Regions from separate parts of the Homo sapiens genome. Here region 2 is linked to region 1. The links are chromatin loops, found by intact Hi-C in ENCODE. Cell type or tissue: heart right ventricle. All regions are shown on one strand. Links, peaks and the distances in the headings refer to the core of each region. The heading gives the core; the rest is flanking DNA.

What was found. A loop is a pair of places that touch in the nucleus more often than their neighbours do. Peaks named below come from ENCODE experiments on the same cell type or tissue, not always from the same donor. Only the 100,000 strongest peaks of a DNase experiment are listed, where the experiment ranks them.
Region 2: a loop joins it to region 1, with 5 times the contacts of the local background. A loop is called at or near these places in 2 of 110 quality-filtered maps.

The regions. Positions count from the first base shown.
Region 1 is chr15:47,229,064-47,240,368 of GRCh38, reverse strand. It overlaps a transcript of SEMA6D not described here. Among named protein-coding and RNA genes, the nearest start is that of SEMA6D, 480 kb to the left of the region's middle. In heart right ventricle, for the core only: no CTCF peak of the experiment used is centred there; no DNase peak of the experiment used is centred there.
Region 2 is chr15:47,170,290-47,181,594 of GRCh38, reverse strand. It overlaps LOC107984733 (a long non-coding RNA gene), which reads right to left and starts at 6,064. Exons shown (of 2, transcript XR_001751737.2): 1 at 5,770-6,064; 2 at 4,078-4,334. In heart right ventricle, for the core only: no CTCF peak of the experiment used is centred there; no DNase peak of the experiment used is centred there.

The DNA.
Region 1 (11,305 bases), core at 1,112-9,111:
TAAAAATAATCTGAAAGCCAGGGAAGTAAAATAATTTACCCTTTCTCAGTGATATGATTATGATCAAACTCCAGATTCTGTATCAGAGGTCCTCATTCAGAGATCAAGCCAAAAACCTATAAGTCTACTTGAGCCTAAATTCTATATTCAGTAGTAAAATGCCAACAAGCTGACCAACAAATTTTTCTTTCTGAGAGAAACAATTCATGGTAGAAAGCTGGTACACGGACAACTGGGGAATGGTAAGACCACTTGTGTGCCTCTCTTTTAGGATGACCAATTACCATATGTATAGAACAGGCTTTTATCAACTACTGAGATCCAAATAGATAATAATCATGTTATACAAATAAAAGCTCAAATTTATTGAATATTTATGATATATCAAGGATTTCTAAAATGTCATTTTATACCTTCACATAACTTTTAAAGATAAATATTACCACCCCATTTACAGATGATGTAACTGAAGCTTAGTTGGGTAGATAACAACAACAATACAAATTACTTGTATAGAATTTACAATGAGACAGGAACTAAGTCCTTGATCACATACTACTCGTGTGTTACACATACAACTTCTGTAATCATCACAGCAACCCTGTAAGGCAAGTATTAGTATTATACCCATCTACCATACGTGAAACTGATATACAGAGAGCTCTACAATCACACAATGCAATGGTAACAGAGCCAGCCAGGCTCTTACACACTGCTCTACACTCAGTATGATGGAGACAGCCAGTGGACACAGAAGGATTTGAACCTAAGACGTGAACTCCGAAGCCCATATTCTTTCCAGATCTTCATGTTTCTCAATCCTGTCTGCTCTTTAGAATAATATGGGAAGCATTTGGGAAGTAGGATTTCTATTAAAGCAGTTGTCCCCAACATTTTTGGCACCAGGGACTGGTTTCGTAGAAGACAATTTTTCCACAGACCATGAAAAAATTGTGGGATTGGGGGATGGTTTTGGAATTATTCAAGTGCATTACATTTACTGTGCACTTTATTTCTGTTTTTATAACATTGTAATATATAATGAAATAATTATAAACTTACCATAATGTAGAATAAGTGGGAGCTCTGAGCTTGTTTTCCTGCAACTACACGGTCCCATCTGGGGGTGACAGGAGACAGTGACAGATCATCAGGCATTAGATTGTCATAAGGAGCCCAGAACCTTGATTCCTTGCATGCGCAGTTCACAATAGGGTTCATGCTCCTATGAGACTCCAATGCCACATCTGATCTGACAGGAGGCAGAGCTCAGGCAGTAATGTGAGCAATGGGGAGTGGCTATAAATACAGATGAACCTTCACTAGCTCCTTGACCTCTGCTCACCTCCTGCTATGTGGCCAGGTACCTGGTCTGTGGCCCAGTAACAGCCCATGGCCTGTGGCTTGCAGATCGCTGTACTGAAGAATGTGATCATTTTCTCAAGTATGCAAACTGAAGGAGGTTTCAGTTGAGTGGCATATTTATTCCTAAGTGTCAATGAATCCTAAAAGAGGAGAGGAGCACCTTCCCTGTTGCTTGAAATGGAAGTTCTCATCTTGATTCTTCAGATGACTTGTCGGCCACTCTGAGGCAGGCTCTAGACCCATTTCCACTGGTCCCAGCCTAAGCATAGCTGCCAGCAAACTCAGGCCAGAAAATCTACATGGGTTCTGCAAAAATGCCTTTGTGACCTAGATTTTTTTTTTGTCTAAACGTCCTTTAACTTTTCACTTTGACAATCACGTATTGAATTTCAACTATGGGCAAAATACTGTGCTAGGCACTCTTGGGAACACAGATTCCTTGGCCCCAAGGAAAGCACAATCTATTGGAGAAAATACAAATATTGGCAGCTAAATATAATTCGTATTATAGTACCAAGGAGCCCTTTTGGCTTTGTATCTAAGTTTAAGTTTCTGCTATATGTGAGAAAATTAGAATGGGTTCAGGTATACTCTGGGGGGTGAGGGGTCAAATCAAAGGACATAAAGGTGAAATATGGGGCCTTACAATGTGTTTCACTTTCATAAATGAGTTTAGGCAACTCTGTGTGCTTTTAGTGTGCCCTGGATAATTAGGTAGATCATTATTGTTGTTGTTGCTATTTTATTCTCCAATGACGAGTTTACAGCGTATTCTCTTCAGTGGTTTGTGTCCCTGAAAGCAAAATAAACTCAACATTTTCTTCCTGCAACCTCTCATGAATATTAATGATGTCTTTATTTACTGTTTGGCAAAATATGACAAAAATAAAAATGCACTACAGCAAAAAAGAACATGTATATACCAAAAATATCTAGCTACTGTCAGAATACTTGTGTCATCATCATTATCAATAAATGCGCACTTGACAAGGATGCTCCATACACTGTACCATCCCACAATTCCCTGTAACCGCTGACCTTTCTTAAAGAGTGCTGCTAGTTCTTTGGTTGCTACTTGTTGAACTCCCATTAATTTTAAAGTTGTACAGTTTTGTTGTGCTTAAGTCAGAAACATGGAGTTCAGTGACAATGGGCCAAAGAGATTTGTAAGAGCAGTCTTCCAGAAACAGACCTCCAGGGCCTCAGAATCTTCCCTCAAAGATTTTTGTGCTCAGAGGCTCAAATATATAAAACAAACAATTAAAACGGTCATAGTTAAAAGGGGGTGTAGAGTCCTACCTATACAGACCTACTCTCAAACCCTAGAGCAGCCCAAAGCAACTTCACAGAGCCCTTTGAATTCTACACATCACACTTGCAAAGCCACTGATCCAATCCATTTAATAGAGGAGGACCCAGACTACCAAGCCAATTCAAGCAGCTAAGGCCACCGAGTTAGAGGCAGCGTTGAAAATAACACTCATATCCCTTCGGTCATAGTGCATTGCTCATTGTACACTACTTCTTGCCTCTCTACATAGTGCAATTTGAGAGAACAATAAGTGAAAAAAATTACTAGAAACGTTTATCATGACAGTCTCATTTCCAACGTGGCAAAATAGAACTCCTCTAGGGTTTGCCAGACAATCCTAAAATCACAGTGTGATCATTTAAGTGGAATAACTATTGCATATTGAACCAATAAAGTAAAATGGTGAGCCTCAAGATGTCTTACCCATGTTCTTAGACCTGTAATAGAACTTATTAAATTCCTTGTATGGAATTCCATTAGCTCTGGCAGTCCAAAATAAGTATGACCACAGTGAGAACTTGACCAGGATTTTGTATAGCACAGCTAGACTTATTTCTAGTTCAACCTTATTCCTATTGGTGTGCTAATTCTACCCAATGCCATTGAATAACTCTAATAAAACTTGTTCAAGAACACAAAAATTCTAAAAGTCGGTGATAATCTTGTTGTGTATGTGTCCATTTGATTCAATAGAACACAAGCATTATCCAGCAGGAGGATGTAATGTCATTGTCTCTTGCTTGCAACCTAGGCCTAAACAAATCCCTTCAGAAATTATACAAAAATTAAGCTTCAGAGAGCCTTAGAGGCTATACATAGAATTAGTGATTTGAACTATATCTTGAATCCCAGTCCCGTGCTATTTGCCCAAGTTGCTTCATAATCTATGTCCTTCCCCTTCCTAAAGGAAATGTTAGCTGATATCCAAGATAGGCAAATAATTCCTCAGCTTTTTCTTATTCCCTTTTATAGAAAGTGATTGACCTTAGCCTAACTACATCTATAGTGGATGCACTCAATCAATTATTCTTTCTGATAACCTCTAGCAACAGCAGGATTCATCTGAAGACAGGCAGAATTATTTACTCATAATTTTGTTCATCCTTTATGTTAGAAGGTTAATAAAAACCCCTCTTCCACAGTATGGTAGGGAGAAAAATAAACTGATAATATACATTCCCATTGTTACCATTTTAAAACTGCTGTATAAATTTAGCATTTGTTTTTTAATTGCATTATTACTGATATTGGTTACATAAAATGCTATGAGTCATAATATTAAATACTTAGAATTCTATTATATTGACTCTGGAAAAATATGGCAACATGGGGGTGGAGAGAACCCCACATGAATCCTCTTTCTTCTGGCCAGACTAAACATGCCCAGTGGGTGTGATCCATTTATCAAGCTATCCAGGAAAGGGGAGATCTTGTTCTTCGATAATCAATTCCCAGATGTTACAGAAAATGGCAGATTAAAAGACTCTAAGAACATGATTCTCCCTGAAAATAATTTAAAAATCTGGCCAAAACTATTGGAATCAACCTTTTCAGAACTCTGGAATCTAACCAAAGATTGATGCAATCCAGATAACATTTTTAACACAAGCATGCAAACTAAAAACTGGCTAACTCTCTGTAAGAAGCATGAATTTGTGTTTTGATTTACCCTAGTCCTATCCCTTGCTACCCAGCTCAACAGCAGTCTTGAAAATAACAGTCATCATTCCAAGTACCAATATCTGAGGGAGCAGAATGTAACAAAGTAACAAAGAATTCTTATGTAGTAATGATTCCCTGGAAGATCCACTCAAAAGGCCAGTATTTATCCAACCTGACTGGGAAATTACCTAGTGCTAAAGCTGTTACCCCATGGAACACTGTCAAAAGCAATTTACAAGCATAAATCCTAAGCAAAAAGAACAAATCTGGAGGTATCACATTACCTGACTTCAAATTATACTACAAAGTTATAGTAACCAAAACAGCATGGTACTGACATAAAGGTGGATACATAGATCAATGGAACAGAATAGAGAGCTCAGAAATAAAAACAAATACTTACAACCAACTGATCTTCAACAAAGCATAGGAAAACATAAATCGAAGAAAGAATACCCAATTCAATAAACAATGCTGGGAAAATTGAATAGCCACATGTAGAAGAATGAAACTGATCTCTAACTACCTATAAAAATCAACTGAAAATGGATCAAAGACTTTAAGACCCAAAAGCATAAACATTTTAGAATAAAACCTAGGGAAAACACTTCTGGACACTGGCCTAGGCAAAGAGTTTATTACTAAGACCCCAAAAGCAAATGCAACATAATAAAAAAATTGATGGGACCTAATTAAACTAAAAAGCTACATAATAAAAAAAATCATCAGAGTAAACAGACAACTCACAAAATGGAAGAAAATATTTGCAAATTATGTATCTGACAAAGGACTGTTATCCAGAATCCACAAGAAACTCAAACAAGTCAGCAAGAAAAAAACAAATAATCCCATAAAAAGTGGGAAAATTACATGAATAGACATTTCTCAAAAGATATATAAATGGCTAACAAACATGAGAAAAATGTATAACATCACTAATCAGGGAAATGCAATTTAAACCACAATGAGATACCATCTTATCCCAATCAGAATGGCCATTATTAAAAAGTCAAAAAACAGTAGATGTTGGGTGGATGTGGTGAAAAGGGAACACTTATACACTGCTGGTGGGAATGTAAATTAATCTGATCTCTATGGGAAACAGTTTGGAGTTTTCTCAAAGAACTAAAAGTAGATCTGTCATTCAATTCAGCAATCCCACTACTGGGTATCTACCCAAAGGAAAATAAATCATTATATCAAAAATGCACCTGCACATGAATGTTTATGGCAGCACAATTCACAATTGCAAAGATATGGAGCCAACCTAAGTGCCCATCAACTGATGAGTGGATAAAGAAAATGTGATAATATATACACCATGGAATACTAATCAGCCACAAAAAGAAGGAACTAATGTCTTTTGCAACAACTTGGATGGAGCTGGAGGCCATTATTCCAAGTGAAGTAATTCAGGAATGAACAATCAAATGCCATATGTTCTCACTTACAAGTGGGAGCTAAGCTATGGGTATGCAAAGTCATACAGAGTGGTATAACAAGACATTGGAGACTCAGGAAGGGGAAGGGTGAAAGAGGACTGAGGAATAAAAAGATTACACATTGAGTACAATGTACCCTGCTCAAGCAGCAAGTATACTAAAATCTCAAGCTTCAACACTATACAGTTCATCCATGTAACCAAAAACCATTTGTATCCCAAAAGCTACTGAAATAATACATATTAAAATAATATATATTTTTATATATGTATGTATAACATTTACAAGCATAAATGCATTAGTCTCTGCCTTAGACTTTACATCCTGGTTTCACAGAGCCTAGAGGTCTGCCAGAGGTGATTGCTTTGGGTCTTCTTAGGTCTTTCCTGAGCTTGTGAACAGCCCTGGGACTGCATTTGACTGCTGAGATCCCAGAAATATGTCAGACATTTTCAAAACCCTTATTCCCAAAACATCTCATTCCCAGCCCTTCCTCCCAAGAGTTTTGGTTGGTATATTGTTTGTCCCAACTGTTATCCATTTTCTCAGGCAGCAGACATTAGAATAGGCCTGGAAACTTTCCCTGCAAGATCAGGGACACAGCAAGAATGTCCTCTCTCACCATGTGTATTCAACATTGTATTGGAGTTCCTAGCTAATGCAATAAGACAAGAAAAGGAAATAAAAGACATGCAGTTTGAAAAAGAAGAGGTAAAACTACCTGTCTGTGAATGATTTGATCTTATATATATAGACAATCCCCAAAATGCCACAAAGTTGTTAGAGCTAATAAATAAATAAATTCAATAAAGTTGTAGGATACAAAATCGACATACAAAATCAGCTACTTTTCTACAAGCTAACAACAAACTATGTGAAAAGAAAATTAAGAAAACGATCCCATTTACAATAGTATCAAAAAGAATAAAATACCCAGGAACAAACTTAAGTAATGAAGTAAAAGATTTAAATACTGAAAATTACAAAAAAAGTTGTAGAAATAAATTAATGGAAAGACATCCCATATTCATACATTGGAAGACTCAATATCATTAAGATGGCCTCACTCTCCAAATTGACAGATACAATGCAATCGTTACTGAAATGCTAATTGCTGTTTTGCGTAAATTGGCAAGCTAATTCTAAAATTCATATGAAAATTCAAAAATCCCAAATAGCCAAAATGATCTTGAAAAGAAAGAATAAGTTTAAAGGACTTACATTTCTTGATTTCAAAACTTATTGCGAAAGTACAGTGATCAAAATACTGTGATATAGGCATAAAAGCAGACATAGAGATCAGTGGAATAGAGCCCAGAAGTAAACTCATGCCTATGATCAACTGATTCTCAATGAAATATGTCAAGACCACTTAATTGAGAAAGAATAGTCTTTTCAACAAATGGTGCTGGAACAACTGGATATTCACATGCAAAACTTTGAATTTGGACCCCAGACTCAAGCATATATAAAAATTAACTCAAAATTGATTAATTACCTAAATGCAAAAGCTGAGAGCATAATAAAATTCTTAGAAGGAAATTCAGGTATAAATATTTATGACATTAGATCAAGCAATGGTTTCTTAAATATGACACCAAACATACAATCAGCAAACAAAAACATTACCAAGTTTAACTTCATAGTAATTAATTTGTGTGTATGTGTGTGTGTGTATCCAAGAACACTATGAAAGTAAATAGACAACCCACATAAGGGAAGAAAATATCTGCACTTCATATATCTGATGATGGTCTAGGACCCAAAATATATAAATAGCCCTTACAGCTCAACAATAATCACACTAAAAACCTTATTTAAAAACGTGCAAAGAGTTTGAACAGTCATTTTTTCAAACAAAGTATATGAATGGAAAATAAGCACATGAAAAGATGTTCAATCTTCAAGCCAGCAATAGTGTGAAAAAAATAAATTTTAAAAAATGCTCAACATTACTATTCATTAGAGAAATGCCAATTAAAGCCATAATGAAATACCATTTTATACCCACTAGCTTGGCTGTAATAAAATACACACACACACACACACACACACACACACCCTCCCCCCATAGAATAACAAGAGCTAGAAAGGATATGGAGAAATTCCAGGCCTCACACCTTGCTGATGGGAATGTTAACTGCTACGGCTACAGTAGAAAACACTTTTGACAGTTCCTCAAAACTTTCAACATGGAGTTACCATATGACCCAGCAATTCCACTCCCAGGTATATAAAAACCAAGATAACCATTCACACAAAAAAATTCACCACAAATGTTTATTACAGCACTATTCATTGTTGCCAAAAGGTGGAAACAACCTAAATGTTTATTGACTGATGAATGAACAATATGTAGTATATCCTTACAGTGGAATATGATGCAGTCATACGAGAGACTGAAGTATTGATCATACTGCAACATGGAAAAACCTTCAAAACACTATGTTAATTGAAAGTAGCCAGACACAAAAGGCCACATATTCTATGATTCAATTTAAATAAAATCTCCAAAAAAGGAAACTCTGGAGAGACACTAAGTAGATCAGTGGTTTACAGGGGCTGAAAGTAGAATGAAATTGGGATTGATTACTCACAGGTATGGGAGTTATTTGGGGGTGATGGAAATGTTCTGGAATTAGACAGTGGTGATGTTTGCACAATATTTTGAATGTACTAAAAGCCACTGAATTATTCATACTTTAAAATTCTTAAAATGATAAATTTTATGTTATGTGAATTTTATGTTAAAAAAAGAATCAATTTTCAAAGGGAGTTTATAATTTCTGTTTAGCCTATGGATTACCCTCAGACAGATTTTTTAGAAACAATGAAAGCAGGGTAAGAATTAGAAAATATTTCTTCTCCTAATTGCCATCTCCTGAAGGGATAAACTGCTGGGGCACAGTTTTATGTAATAAGAAATAGAAGAATTGTCCTATGCAAGAAACAAAAGTAATTATGAATTAGATATACAGAATCTTAGTAAATGGCCAATTCTGGAAAGTATAAGCAACAAATTTCATTTCCTCAAATATGTGTGTGTATTTAAAAGCATCCCTGCCTGGAAAGAGTGGGAGTAATGGCGATGAAAAGTGGATTTTAGTGAAGGTAATGCATACATCAAATGGGGCGTGCTCTTTGGATAACGACCTGCAAGAATAGCAAGTAATAGCAGAGATCTGAAAGATTAAGAAAGAGGAATGGATGGAGACAACTGTCTAGAAGCTAAAGAATCAAGAAGGTGGATATGAAAAGCTGGTCATGAAAAGCTGGTTTTGGTGTGCTGAAAATAAAATTTTAGGATCAGTCAAGACAATGCTAGTCCAGGCTCATTTATGTGAGTGACAGACAGGATGAGAGAACTGCCTGTTGAAGGATTTCAACCGCTAAGCTCGACATTCAAGCCAAATAAAAGAGAGAGAAAAAGAGAAGGGAGAAAAGAGGAAAGCAGAGGAGGAAGGGAACAAGGAAGGCAAAGAGGAGGAGGAAGAGGGGAGGAGGAGACGAATGGCCAGGCCTTTTCTTTTCAACATACTACTTGGTAAAAGTGAAGAAACAAGGCCTTAGATTGTGAGGACAAAGACAAAGGGGAGGAAAGGGGGTAAAAAGTAAAACAGAGGAAAGGCCTGTTAAAGTCTCACTAGTGACTAAGATTTATTTGTATCAAGTTCATTTCAGCAGTGTGATCATTACCTACACATCCGTTATCTGTATTTTATATATAAAAACACAGGGAACCATTGGTTCTCCCAGTGGTTCTTTAAGAGTGCATCAGAACCACCTGCAGTGCTTGTTAAAACCTAGATTGTTGGCCTCACCCCTAGTGTTTCTCAGGCAGTTTCTCATCCCTTTCTCAGGAATGGGGCCTAAGAATGTGCATTTATTACAAGTTCTCAGGTGTGGCCGACAGTTGCTGGCCAAGGGACTGATGACACTTTGAGAACCACTGACTTAGAAAGCAGAGTATAAAGGAAGAAATCCTGGTGACCTGTGACTCCAATGTCTATAGAAGGATGGATGAGATAGAGAAGGCAGAGTAAGAGCCAGCTACTTATAGGGCACCTACCACTTGTGTTAGGTACTGGAGATGGGAGACAGAAGGAAACACAGGCAAATCGTTACTCTCACACAACTGACACTATAGTGATGTTTATGCATTTATATGTCAGTTATTGGTGGTGCTTTCTTGTTTGAATTCTACATGCTAATTATTCTTATATGTAACCATGGAAATCTAGCATTCATGAAAAGTATTTGTATATTCAAGATATACAACTTTACATAGATTATATTCTGTATAAGAAAAATAAAACTTATGTTACAATAAATTTTATTAAATGAGAGTGTGAGGATTACACAGGCAAAAACTGGAGCAGATTAATCAAAAAATCCTGGCAGACCTATGCTTTATAGGTTAAGATAAAAGTTTTGCAGATTGCTTAATCCTCAAATATTCTTTGCCACAAAGAAGAATTTTTCTAAGAGAGGCCTGAAGTAAAAACACTTCCAAGAGAGTTGCCAAAATTAGCAAATAAAAATAAAACTTCAGTTAAATTTGAATTTCAGATAATAAACAATGAATTTTAATACAATAAAGTTTCATGCACTATTTGGAACAGGTTTATACTAAAAAGCTTTTCATTCTTTATCTGAAATTCAAATTTAACTAAGTGTTCTATATTTTATCTGGCAACGCTAACCAAAGCAGACTTTGACCAAACATTCATTCAATGAAAATATAATATGTTATCAGTCTTCTAGAGAAGATACAAGCATAGAACATATTCAGTCCCACACATAATAAAGAATAAAGGATGGTCAGACTTCAAAGGTTTTAAGAATGCAGTGGAGAAGGAGACCAATATGACTGTAATTGTCAAGGAACGGGAGCTTCATCATCCAGCAAATATGACTTCAGCTAGTCCTGCAGACATCTTAGAATTTGATTAGCCAAATGCTAGTACCAAAGGTATGCAGAAGTGAACAGTATGCATATAAAGTATAGAGTCTGGACAAATGACAGCAGACAAATGGGAAATAAAGGAGATCAGCTGTGACAGACTGAGCCAATATCTGCACACCAGCACACCCTCACAACCTGTATAGCACAAGGCATCTTGGGGCACAATTACTGACCTTTGTCAAATTTCAGTATGTATTATCCATGACCATAAACTGCATCCCCCATTTTTTTAAGACCACATGGAGAGACCTAAAAGCATAGCACACCACAGGGCACCTAGATATTCTGAGCCACTAAGACAAAGAAATAGCATCTGATGCTTGGGGTGTTTTTAATTAGAAAACAAATAGATCTTTAGTCCTAGAGCCATGAGAAAGACACCTGGGAATTTTTATCTGTGGAGAAAGAAAAAGGCAGCAGCTGGAAGAAGTCAACTCTTTATCTGATTCTAGTTTGAAATGAAGGTTCTGTATATCCTGTATCCCCAAAGCAGTAGCATAGAGCCTCATGTTGGAGTCAGTAGACCAAAGTCTAGTCTCTTTAGTATACGCTCAGTAA
Region 2 (11,305 bases), core at 1,748-9,747, 59 kb after region 1:
CCCAAATCTGCAAGATGACTTTCAATACCTGGGGATGAAACAAAAAGATATTTCAAGCAATTGATCAATTTTCTCTTCTGTGGCCAATGAAGCCAATCATTTGTGGGGAGTGAAGGAGGAGGAGAGAGGAACATTTAGCTCTCAGCATATTATATAAAAGCCTTCCGATCTAGACTTTGCCATTATCTCCAAATAATAAATACATACAATAACTGGGATATACTTATATGATTTAAAGTAGACTTGAAAATTTAAATTTGTTGCTCACTACCCAACCATATTGCCTAAAGTACATGATAGTTTACAATTTTTTTAATTTACTAATATTTTATTTAGGATTTTAGCATCCTTGTATAATAGTGCCAGAACTACCCTACTGCTAGTAAGTAAGAAGGAGGCATTACTAATCAACAGACATAAAGTTTCAGTCAAGTGAGATGGGCAAGCACAAGAGATCTGCTGTACAGCATTGTACCTATAGGCAACAATAATGTATTATACACTTAAAAATTTAAGAGGGTAAGATCTCCTTTAAGTGTTCTTACCACAATAAAATAAAATATAAAAAATCAATATCTGGTTTAATTTTAAATATGTATGCTATAATTATCTAGTGAACATATTCATTATTCATTATAGTTAAAAGTGTTAATTTGTAAAATGAAAAAATACATAAATTCTTCTAGAATGTAATTCAGGCTCTCTTGACCTCTGAGATGCTCTAGTACGTTAAATTAAGAACCTTGATGAAGGTATTATATTTCTTTTTAACTGGGACCACCAGATAAAATATCCAGTTAATACAAATTACATCCAGTTAAATACAAATTACAGATAAACAGTTTCAGAATGAGTCCATGTGCCATGCAATATTCAGACAATAAATTGCCTCTATTTTGCAACCTGTTGTTAGCCATGCAATCGATGGGATTTCGGAACATAGCTATACTAAGGAGTTATTCATTATTTATCTGAAATTCAAGTTTAAGTAGGTACTTTGTATTTTTATTTGATATACTGACAACCCTATTTTTGATTTTTCAAATGCTCATGCATTTCCCATTTTATCCCTTCTCCCCAAGCCTTCAGTGGGACTAATGTATGTTCACTTAAAGCAGGGCTGAAACGAGATTTAACCCCTCACTACTGGCCTAGGGCTGGTGGTGCCTTGCTTACATAGCAGAAAAGAGGGTATGATGTGACTTCTCTAAGATGTATTCACAGAGTCTAAGTCTATTCTGCCCGTGAGGGATTTCCCATTAGGTTATACCAAATGTTCAGCATGCCACTATTTAACATACAAACAGTAGATCAGATTAGGATGGAAACGTATTTTTCCTTTTGAACTACTTTAACCCTATTCACAGTTTTTTGGATTTAGTACAATAGTTCTGGCCAGCATTAAGTAAATAGTTCTGCCCCTTTGTACCCTTTCCCCCATAACTGCTGGCAGCAAGATATATAGTAAGTGTACAAAAGGGCAAAGGCAGAGATGATAATAATTTATGTGGTCTGTATTGGAAATACGAGAGGGACAAAGTCAAGGAAATCACGAAGTTATTTGAGACTTAGTTTCCTCCTCTGTAGAAATAGACCATAAACCTTGTAAAATGTTCAGCATAGGGTACTCAATCACTATATGGCAACAATTTTGGGGGCCTTACCTGCTATGATTCCATGCAGTGCTTTGTCCCCCAGGCATGCCTACTATGAGGATTTACACATAAGTGCTCAAAACATCTTAGTTAAATGAATGAATGAATGAATGGATATGAGGTAATTTATAAGAAAGTGCTGTAAAATTGACAAAGTATAGTAGAATTTTAAGAGGTTAGTACTAATAGTAATAATTAATAAGTAATAATGGGCGACACCACTGAGTCTTTGATTCTGGCTCAGCTTTGGAGAGCTGCTCTGCAAGAAATGTTTGAGTCTTTGTCTTTTTTATCCAAAAATTCAATTGAGAGAGACACTGTCTACAGAACAACAACATCTATTGATCAGTGGAAAATGTTTCATTCATCCAGTTTTGCTCAGTAAAAATTCCCATTCATCCTTCAAATACTTTTTACTATATCGCTTTCATGATACCTATGTCAATTAAATTAGTCTTGGCCACATTTAATAGAGACCCCCACTCTTCTCAGCACAAGTGGCTCTTCTTTGTCTCCTGTATCAGCAGTGCAGAGTTCAGCTGGCCACAGCTAATGTGGTGTCACCACAGTCATTAATGCAAGGTGATACAAGCTTCAACACCCTGCACTGGTTTTAGCCCCTGATGGCTGTTAAGACTCCAGGAATCATGACTTTAGGAACTGGAAATAGAAAGTAACGGATAAAAAGTGAGCTTCTCCAGCTGAATCAGTCTCCTTTAAAGAGCTTGTCCTATTCAATGAATTTCACCTACTCTATGTGCAAGGAGAGGATAGGAATTGTCTTTTAGCAGGATACATTGCTGAATAAATACAACTGGGGTCTATTACTAAGGCGAACAATTAGAAAGGATATTAGCCAAATAGCCAGCGGTGTTTGCCATTGACCTCTTCACTTTTCCTTTCATCTTCATCTTGTAAGTCATGGTTTGTTATCCATTGGCAACTCCTTGAAGGTTCTGTAACCTGCATAATTTTCTCCTCTTTTCCTTTGCGTATGTTTAGCTATTTCACAAATCCACTACCTACTCTCTGTTGTCATTCCATCTTTCTCATGTTTGGCTTACTTAATAATCTTGTAGCTCTCTACATATTTTATTTTTATTCAATTCTAAACTGCTTATACTATCTACCGTTTTCTCTAAATCTATCCAAATCTTGCTCTTTGACCCTACAGTGATTGACTTTATACATTTTCCCACATTTAATCCAGAGGCTTTCAGGGTCTTTGATCCTTTGTGATCTAAGAAAGATTAGCTTGTGATATGTCTGCTATTTGCTTCAAAATAATCCAGTGTTGGAGACAGAGAAAAGTCAGTGGTGTACAAATGAAACAATATTAATCCTGTGTTGAAATTTTTGAAACTGAGTGATGGCTAGGTGGGGCTTCATTATATCATTAATTCTGATCTTGTGTGTTCTTTACATTTTAAATAATAAAAAGTAAAGAAAGACATGATTGGCTTGAATCTTTGTTTTGCAATCTGCTGAAGTATAAAGTCCTCCCTAAAATTTGTTCAAAAAACTCCAAGAGGATTACTTTGTCTTTGTCACTTCTACTTCGGGGATCTTTCACATTAATGCCACTCTTCCAGACATTTTTCCATACATGACTCTCAGCTATTCAGCAAATTACTTACATACACACACACATACACAATACTTTCACACAAAGTAATTTAAATAAAGTAGTCTTTATTAAGACCTATTGACCATATTTAGTGCTCACATCACATGTTACCTAGCAATATAGAAGACTTCTTCATTCTTTTAGCTATGTGTGGCCTTTTGATTTAATTCTCTCCATGAGATGTAAGCAGAAGTTTGGTACAGTCTTTTTCTCCCTCTGCACCTTCCCTTTATTACTGCTGATTAGAATACAGACCCGAATTCCAGAGCTTGACCAGCCATCACAGACCATGGAGCAATACCATTTGATGGTAGAGCATCAACATAGAAGGGACCTGGGTCCCAGAAAATCACAGGAAGACCTTAGCAGCCCCGGACTGTCAGTCTTTGATTTTCCTTATAAACACAAGGAAAATAAACATCTATATCATTTAAGCTACCGACATTATTATGTTGTTGTTTTTTTCTATTACATGCAGCCAGACTTAATCCGACTTGATATACTTACTAAGGATTTTTCTTTTTTCTAAACAAATGCAATTCTGAAACCAGGAGAAATTCTACTGCCAGATATTAATAATTTATTTTTGTCATTAACTCATTTCACCTCATTCCTGTATCCATTCTCAGATCCAGTCATAGACCTCTTTTCTCCTTGATTTGCTATCATCCAAATGAGTATAATAAAAATCTGTTGCGGAAGTGAAATCTGAGTGGCTTAAATATTTCATTAAAATGATATGTTGACTGTTGCAGTTATCAATTGTAGCTAAAAATCACTCCAAAACTTAGTAGCTGCAAACAACAATGATTTATTTTTTGTCACAATTCCATGGGTTTGCTAGGAGCAGCTCAGTAGGTCTTTTGTTCCCCATAGTGTAGCTGAGATCACTCTGGTAACTACATCCAGCTGGGAGATCTATTGTGGCTGGAATGTCCAAGATGTCCAAGATGGTCTCATTGTGTAGACCTCCCTCTATCTGGCCTCTCATTATCCTGTTGTCCAGCCTGAGCTTCTGTGCAACATAGTGGCTCGCTTCCAAAAGAAACAAGCTGTAACGTGCAAACACTTATTAAGTATCTCAATGCATTATTCTGGCTAACTTTCATTTAGCGAAAGAAAGTAGCATGGCTAAGCCCAGTGTTAATATAGGATATAAATTCACAAGACTGTGACTATCAATAAGTGTGGCTCACTTGGGCACATCATTGTCTTAATCGCTGACTTGCTAAGTCAAAAATACAGCACATGATTTGTGATGGCTGAATGTTTGTTTCTCCCTGCCACCCCAAAGTCACAATGTTGAAGCTCTAACTCCCAGAGTGACGGTATTTAGAGGTGGAGCCATTGGAAGATAATTAGGTTTAGATGAGGTTATCAGAGGGTAGTGCCCTCATGATGGGTTTAGTGCTATTATAAGAGGAAAAGACAAGAGAGTTCTTTTTTCTCTCTCTCTTTCCATTTGCATCCACTGAGAAAAGGCCATGTGAGCACACAGCAATATGGTGGCTGTCTGCAAGCCAGGAAGAGTGCCCTCTCCCAAAGCCTAATCTGCCAGTACCTTGATCTTGGACTTCCCAGCCTCCAGAACCATGAGAAATAAATATCTGTTGTTTAAGCCACCTGGTCTATGGTATTCTATTATAGCAGCCTGAGCAGATTAAGGCACTATCTGAACTGCATTTTTGCTCCATCTCCTCCTCATGTTCCCCAGCAGTCAATGCATAAAGAAGCAATTTTATTTAGCTGGGGAGTATTCTTTCAAATAAAGAATGTCATTTAAAGATGGAATCTCATTTTTTTCACATTTTTGTCATATACACTTTTCTATTTCAGGTTTCATTTTTGTTACTAGCTAGCATATTCCCATAGTTGAGTTAAAAGCAGATAGTGGTCTAAAAAGAGGAAAAATATTCATCAGTTTTATTACAGATAAAACAAATAGAGTTTCTCTGAGGTAAACCTGCCCACTTCCTGTTACTCACAGAAATAGAAAATGGCTGATATAGAATAATAATATTCGTTGTAATATTTATTGATGTAGACACTGGGGTGCATGCTTTACTAGGATTATCTAATTTAATCCTCATACAAATGAAAAGGTGTTTTTAATATCCTAATGTTACAGATAGGGAAATTGAGGCACAAGAAGTTTTAGCAATTTATCCAGAGTCATGGATTTAGTAAGTGGTATGTTGAATCAGTATTTGAATTAGTATTTGAAACTAGTTCTAACTAGCTAGTTAGAATCAGTATTTGAAACGAGTTAGTAAGCCTTCACAGTGGGAGAATGAGATTATGGCTGGGGCTGCATAGTTTGGAACCTGATTATTCTCTATTTTACATATTTAAGCTTTGCCTCTTCAATTATTTCCAATTAGAAAAAAATCAAAGCAACGTTTTCTGCAGCTTTCTTACATGTAACCATGAGTGTGATTTGAAATTTTTAAAACACTCTACATGTTCAGTCTGTAAGAACTGCCTTACCTTTGTTGTATCCTCCACAGCACAAGGAAGCATCCTTGTGGCATACAGTGGTTGCACATGTTGTGACTGGATGCTTTGTCCACTGAAGCTAGGCTGGAACAGGACTGTCACTGGAGGGTGGTGGGAAGGAGGCTGTGTCCACCTCATGTCAGTTAAATCTTCAGGTATGACTCTGCCTCCCTGAGAGTTGAAATCCATTCTTCTTGCAATGAATGCAGGAGATGTATAAAGATACTCTGGTTGCTAGTTGAGTTTTTGTGGAATCATCACCTCATTTCAGCACCACTAGAGAAGCCTGAAGGGTACACATGAGGCACCTTTAGCATTTATAATAACATCTATTTCAGTTTATATCACCATGCTAAGGATGCAATAGACTCAAATCAATTGTTTTATGTAGTTAATGGAGTCCAAAATGCATTGTAATGTAATTTATTTTGCAGAAATATCACAAAATAGTTCACAGGTAATTATGTTTGATGTGGAAAAACACAAACTCTGAATGTGAAAATGTGTTCTGTAGGTTGCATTTAGAAAAGTGGTGGGCAGGGCTCAGATGGTTTGTAAAGACTAGGGAAATCAAAATTTTATAAATAGGGATCTATTGTTTTATTAAATGAGCCCTGGGGAACATTTTTAAAGGGTTCAAAAGTGAGAGGGGATTCCTGTAGGTAATTAGATTCCTGCTGTCTTTGGCCTAAAACCTAACTAAATATACTTAATTAAATCACATATATGGGCCGGGCGCGGTGGCTCACACCTGTAATCCCAGCACTTTGGGAGGCCGAGGCGGGCGGATCACGAGGTCAGGAGATCGAGACCATGCCGGCTAAAACGGTGAAACCCCGTCTCTACTAAAAATACAAAAAATTAGCCGGGCGTAGTGGCGGGCGCCTGTAGTCCCAGCTACTTGGGAGGCTGAGGCAGGAGAATGGCGTGAACCCGGGAGGCGGAGCTTACAGTGAGCCGAGATCCCGCCACTGCACTCCAGCCTGGGCGACAGAGCGAGACTCCGTCTCAAAAAAAAAAAAAAAAAAAAAAAAAAAATCACATATATGAATTACATTAACATTTAATATTTATTTAACTGTTGTATAAAATTTTGGTTGCCTGTGCAAAGCGACATGCACTAAATTATAGCCCTTCCCCTTCTCTGTCGTGTCCTGTTGGTATTCTTTCTTGTGCTCCCTGCCCAAGCCACAGTGGCATCCTTGCTGTCCCTCAAATACATGAGGCCCACTCGTAATTTAAGAGTTTTTTTCTGGCCGGGCGTGGTGGCTCACGCCTGTAATCCCAGCAATTTGGGAGGCTGAGGCCAGTGGATCACAAGGTCAGGAGATTGAGACCATCCTGGCCAACATGGTGAAACCCCATCTCTACTAAAATACAAAAAAATTAGCTGGGCATGGTGGCGCACACCTGTAGTCCCAGCTACTTGGGAGGCTGAGGCAGGGGAATCGTTTGAACCCAGGAGGCGGAGGTTGCAGTGAGCCAAGATTGCGCCACTGCACTCCAGCCTGGTGACAGAGCAAGACTCCGTCTAAAAAAAGAGTTTTTTCCTTGCTGATCCCAGTTCCTGGAACATCCTTCCCCAGCTATATGCATGGCTAACTCTCTTACCTCTCTCAAATATTTGCTCTAATGTCACCTTCTCTATAAGGCACTATTTAAAATTGCACCCCATCATCATTCTCAGGGTTCCCTATATTTCGCATCTGCTTTTCCATTTGTATAACAAAATCACCTTCTAATATGCAACATAAATTACTGTCACCTTAATTGTTATCTCCATCTCTGCCCTCTTCAACTAGAAACTTATAAGGGCCTGAAATCTTTTTTTCTGTTTTGTTAACTGATGTATCTCAAAAGCCTATTACATTGCCTAGTACTTAGAAGACACTCAATACATATTTGTTGAATAAATTAATACAGCTGTCAATTGTGCAACATCTTAAATAATTCTTCAATGACTACATTGATGTTCAGCTTTTGCATTGTTATGTAGTTACAAGAGAGCGTCATGTCTAATGAGAAGTGAATAGTGAGTTGTATTAAAAAAAATAGAGGAAGAGTCTGCACCGAAAGAAAATATTATTCTGAGCTAATATACGTAGGAAACGTATGCTTAATGCCACAGGTCTAGTTTGAGATCTCCGAATAGTCCTAAAACTTGTCAGAGTTGGGCAAGGAATTGGGCTAGGAATGAGCAGTATGACAGAATAAATTTTTATTTTCTTCCCTTTAAATTTAACTCCTATTTCAAAATCCCAACTTATTATTATTCAGAGGAATTTTTTAAAATATGGATCTACTAAGAATTGTAGGTTTTAAAGTTTTAGTTGGCAATAATTTTCCTCATTCTGAGACACAATTTTTTTCCAACAGACCTCTCATATTAAAAAACTTCAGGTGATTACTGCAAACCAAAATGCTGCCATGAGAATGAGAATGATTTCTGGAGCTATTTCCAGCTTTAAAATAAATAGCTATTGAGATTGATTGACAATGTCTGCAGTGCGCACAGGAGGTGGGAATATGACACTGATGCTTGTATTTACCACCCTGGGGCTAAATAAGCTCTAAGGTCCCTTTAAGTTGTCTCATTCTTTGTAAAATACAAAGTATTAAAGTATTAGCAGAAATTCTAGGTCAGGGAAATTTGAAGTGAATATATTAAGAATCTTAACTGGTTGGAAGTTAAGCATTGTAAATTAAGCATCACTGAAGACAAAATTTATATCAGAACTTCCATGTTAATATATGGGCTTACTTGCTGTGGCTATATCTCCTCCTGCCTCATTAAAATACATCCGAAAAGTGATCAAAAGTCAGGAGGGATGTGGGTGCATGCATGTGTGCATTCCTTATCTACTTGTTTATTATCTGTTTCTCCAACTTGGCTGTATGTTCCATGATGACAGGAACAATGTCTGATTTTTTTCATGGCTGCCTAACATGTAATAAGAAATCATAAAATATATTTTGAATGTGTGAGTTGAAATAAAGCTGGTGCCTTTGCAGCATGATCCTAAAGAGAATATATAACGTTTTGTTGGGAAATTATTGCAAGAAAATTATAATTTTGATTATTTGTTCCTTCTAAGAATACTAATAAAGTGACAGTGATAACAAATATTTTATTTACAGACCAAATACCTATTTTCATAATAATTTGTTACATTTTCCAGTTTTTTTTTTTACTGAAATGTGTCATCCATACATTGTACTTTGCCCTATCTGAACTATGTACAGCAGAATTTTTGTTTCAGATTAAATAACTTCATTTTAATTAAATGCACATTTCTAAGCAATTACCTTAAAAAATAAGATATATGTTTAAATATTTGACAAATTTAAGGACAACTTACAGTAAAACAAAAAATAAAATTTCTAGTTGACAAGGATAGAATAAAAACAAAGCAAATAAAACAAAGCCTACAAGGCAAAATACAGAAATCCAAAGTAGCTGGGAAACAAAAAAATAAAATGTTAACAAAAATATAGAATTAAGGTTAAATATATTGACTGTGACATTTATGTGTGAGTTAAAATTCCTATTAGCAAAAAAGAAAGAAAGAAAGATGTGTAAACAGAGGTCACAATAATATCAAAAAGGAACTCAAGGGGGGAAAACATTAAATGGCTGAGTGGGCAATTCTGTTGATAAAATCTATAATGGAAAGATAACAGTAATACATTTTCACACACACAAAACATAGCAACACAATGTTAGAAATAATTTGACACAAAAACAACAAGGAAGGGGAAAGGGTGAATAGGTAGAATAAAGAGGGTTCTTAGGGCAGTTAAAATATTCTGTATAATACTATAATGATGGATACGTTTGTCTACACCTATAGAATGTACAATGTCAAGAGTGAAACCTAAGATAAACTATGGATTTTAGAGGATTACGATGTGTCAGTGTTCATCAACTATATGAATATACCCTCTGGGGAGGGATGTTAATAATGGGAAAGGCATGCATTTGTGGGGGAACGGGACATAGAGGATATCACTGGACTTTCCTCTCAATTCTGCTGTGAACTTAAAACTGTCCTTTTTAAAAGAAGTCAGAGATATTTAAAGAAGGCAACCCAAGCAGGAAAAAGGAGTGAATTGTGTGCAAACTGAAAAAAAAAAATAGAGTGAATAGATAGAGATTTGTAAGAATTTTTTTCATGGACACCTCTGGGAAACATAATTATTTTAAAAAATCAATTTATAAAAATAAAGTAAATATAAAAACCTGTATGGAAGATATATTTTTTTTATTATACTTTTAAGTTTTAGGGTACATGTGTACATTGTGCAGGTTAGTTACATATGTATACATGTGCCATGCTGGTGTGCTGCACCCATTAAATCGTCATTTAGCATTAGGTATATCTCCCGATGCTATCCCTCCCCCCTCCCACCACCGCACAACAGTCCCCAGAGTGTGATATCCCCCTTCCTATGTCCATGTGATCTCATTGTTCAGTTCCCACCTATGAGTGAGAATATTCGGTGTTTGGTTTTTTGTTCTTGCGATAGTTTACTGAGAATGATGATTTCCAGTTTCATCCATGTCCCTACAAAGGACATGAACTCATCATTTTTTATGGCTGCAGAGTATTCCATGGTGTATATGTGCCACATTTTCTTAATCCAGTCTATCATTGTTGGACATTTGGGTTGGTTCCAAGTCTTTGCTATTGTGAATAATGCCACAATAAACATACGGGTGAATGTGTCTTTATAGCAGCATGATTTATAGTCCTTTGGGTATATACCCAGTAATGGGATGGCTGGGTCAAATGGTATTTCCAGTTCTAGATCCCTGAGGAATCGCCACACTGACTTCCACAATGGTTGAACTAGTTTACAGTCCCACCAACAGTGTAAAAGTGTTCCTATTTCTCCACATCCTCTCCAGCACCTGTTGTTTCCTGACATTTTAATGATTGCCATTCTAACTGGTGTGAGATGGTATCTCATTGTGGTTTTGATTTGCATTTCTCTGATGGCCAGTGATGATGAGCATTTTTTCATGTGTTTTTTGGCTGCATAAATGTCTTCTTTTGAGAAGTGTCTGTTCATGTCCTTCGCCCACTTTTTGATGGGGTTGTTTGTTTTTTTCTTGTAAATTTGTTTGAGTTCATTGTAGGTTGTGGATATTAGCCCTTTGTCAGATGAGTAGGTTGCGAAAATTTTCTCCCATTTTGTAGGTTGCCTGTTCACTCTGATGGTAGTTTCTTTTGCTGTGCAGAAGCTCTTTAGTTTAATTAGATCCCATTTGTCAATTTTGTCTTTTGTTGCCATTGCTTTTGGTGTTTTAGACATGAAGTCCTTGCCCATGCCTATGTCCTGAATGGTAATGCCTAGGTTTTCTTCTAGGGTTTTTATGGTTTTAGGTCTAACATTTAAGTCTTTAATCCATCTTGAATTGATTTTTGTATAAGGTGTAAGGAAGGGATCCAGTTTCAGCTTTCTACATATGGCTAGCCAGTTTTCCCAGCACCATTTATTAAATAGGGAATCCTTTCCCCATTGC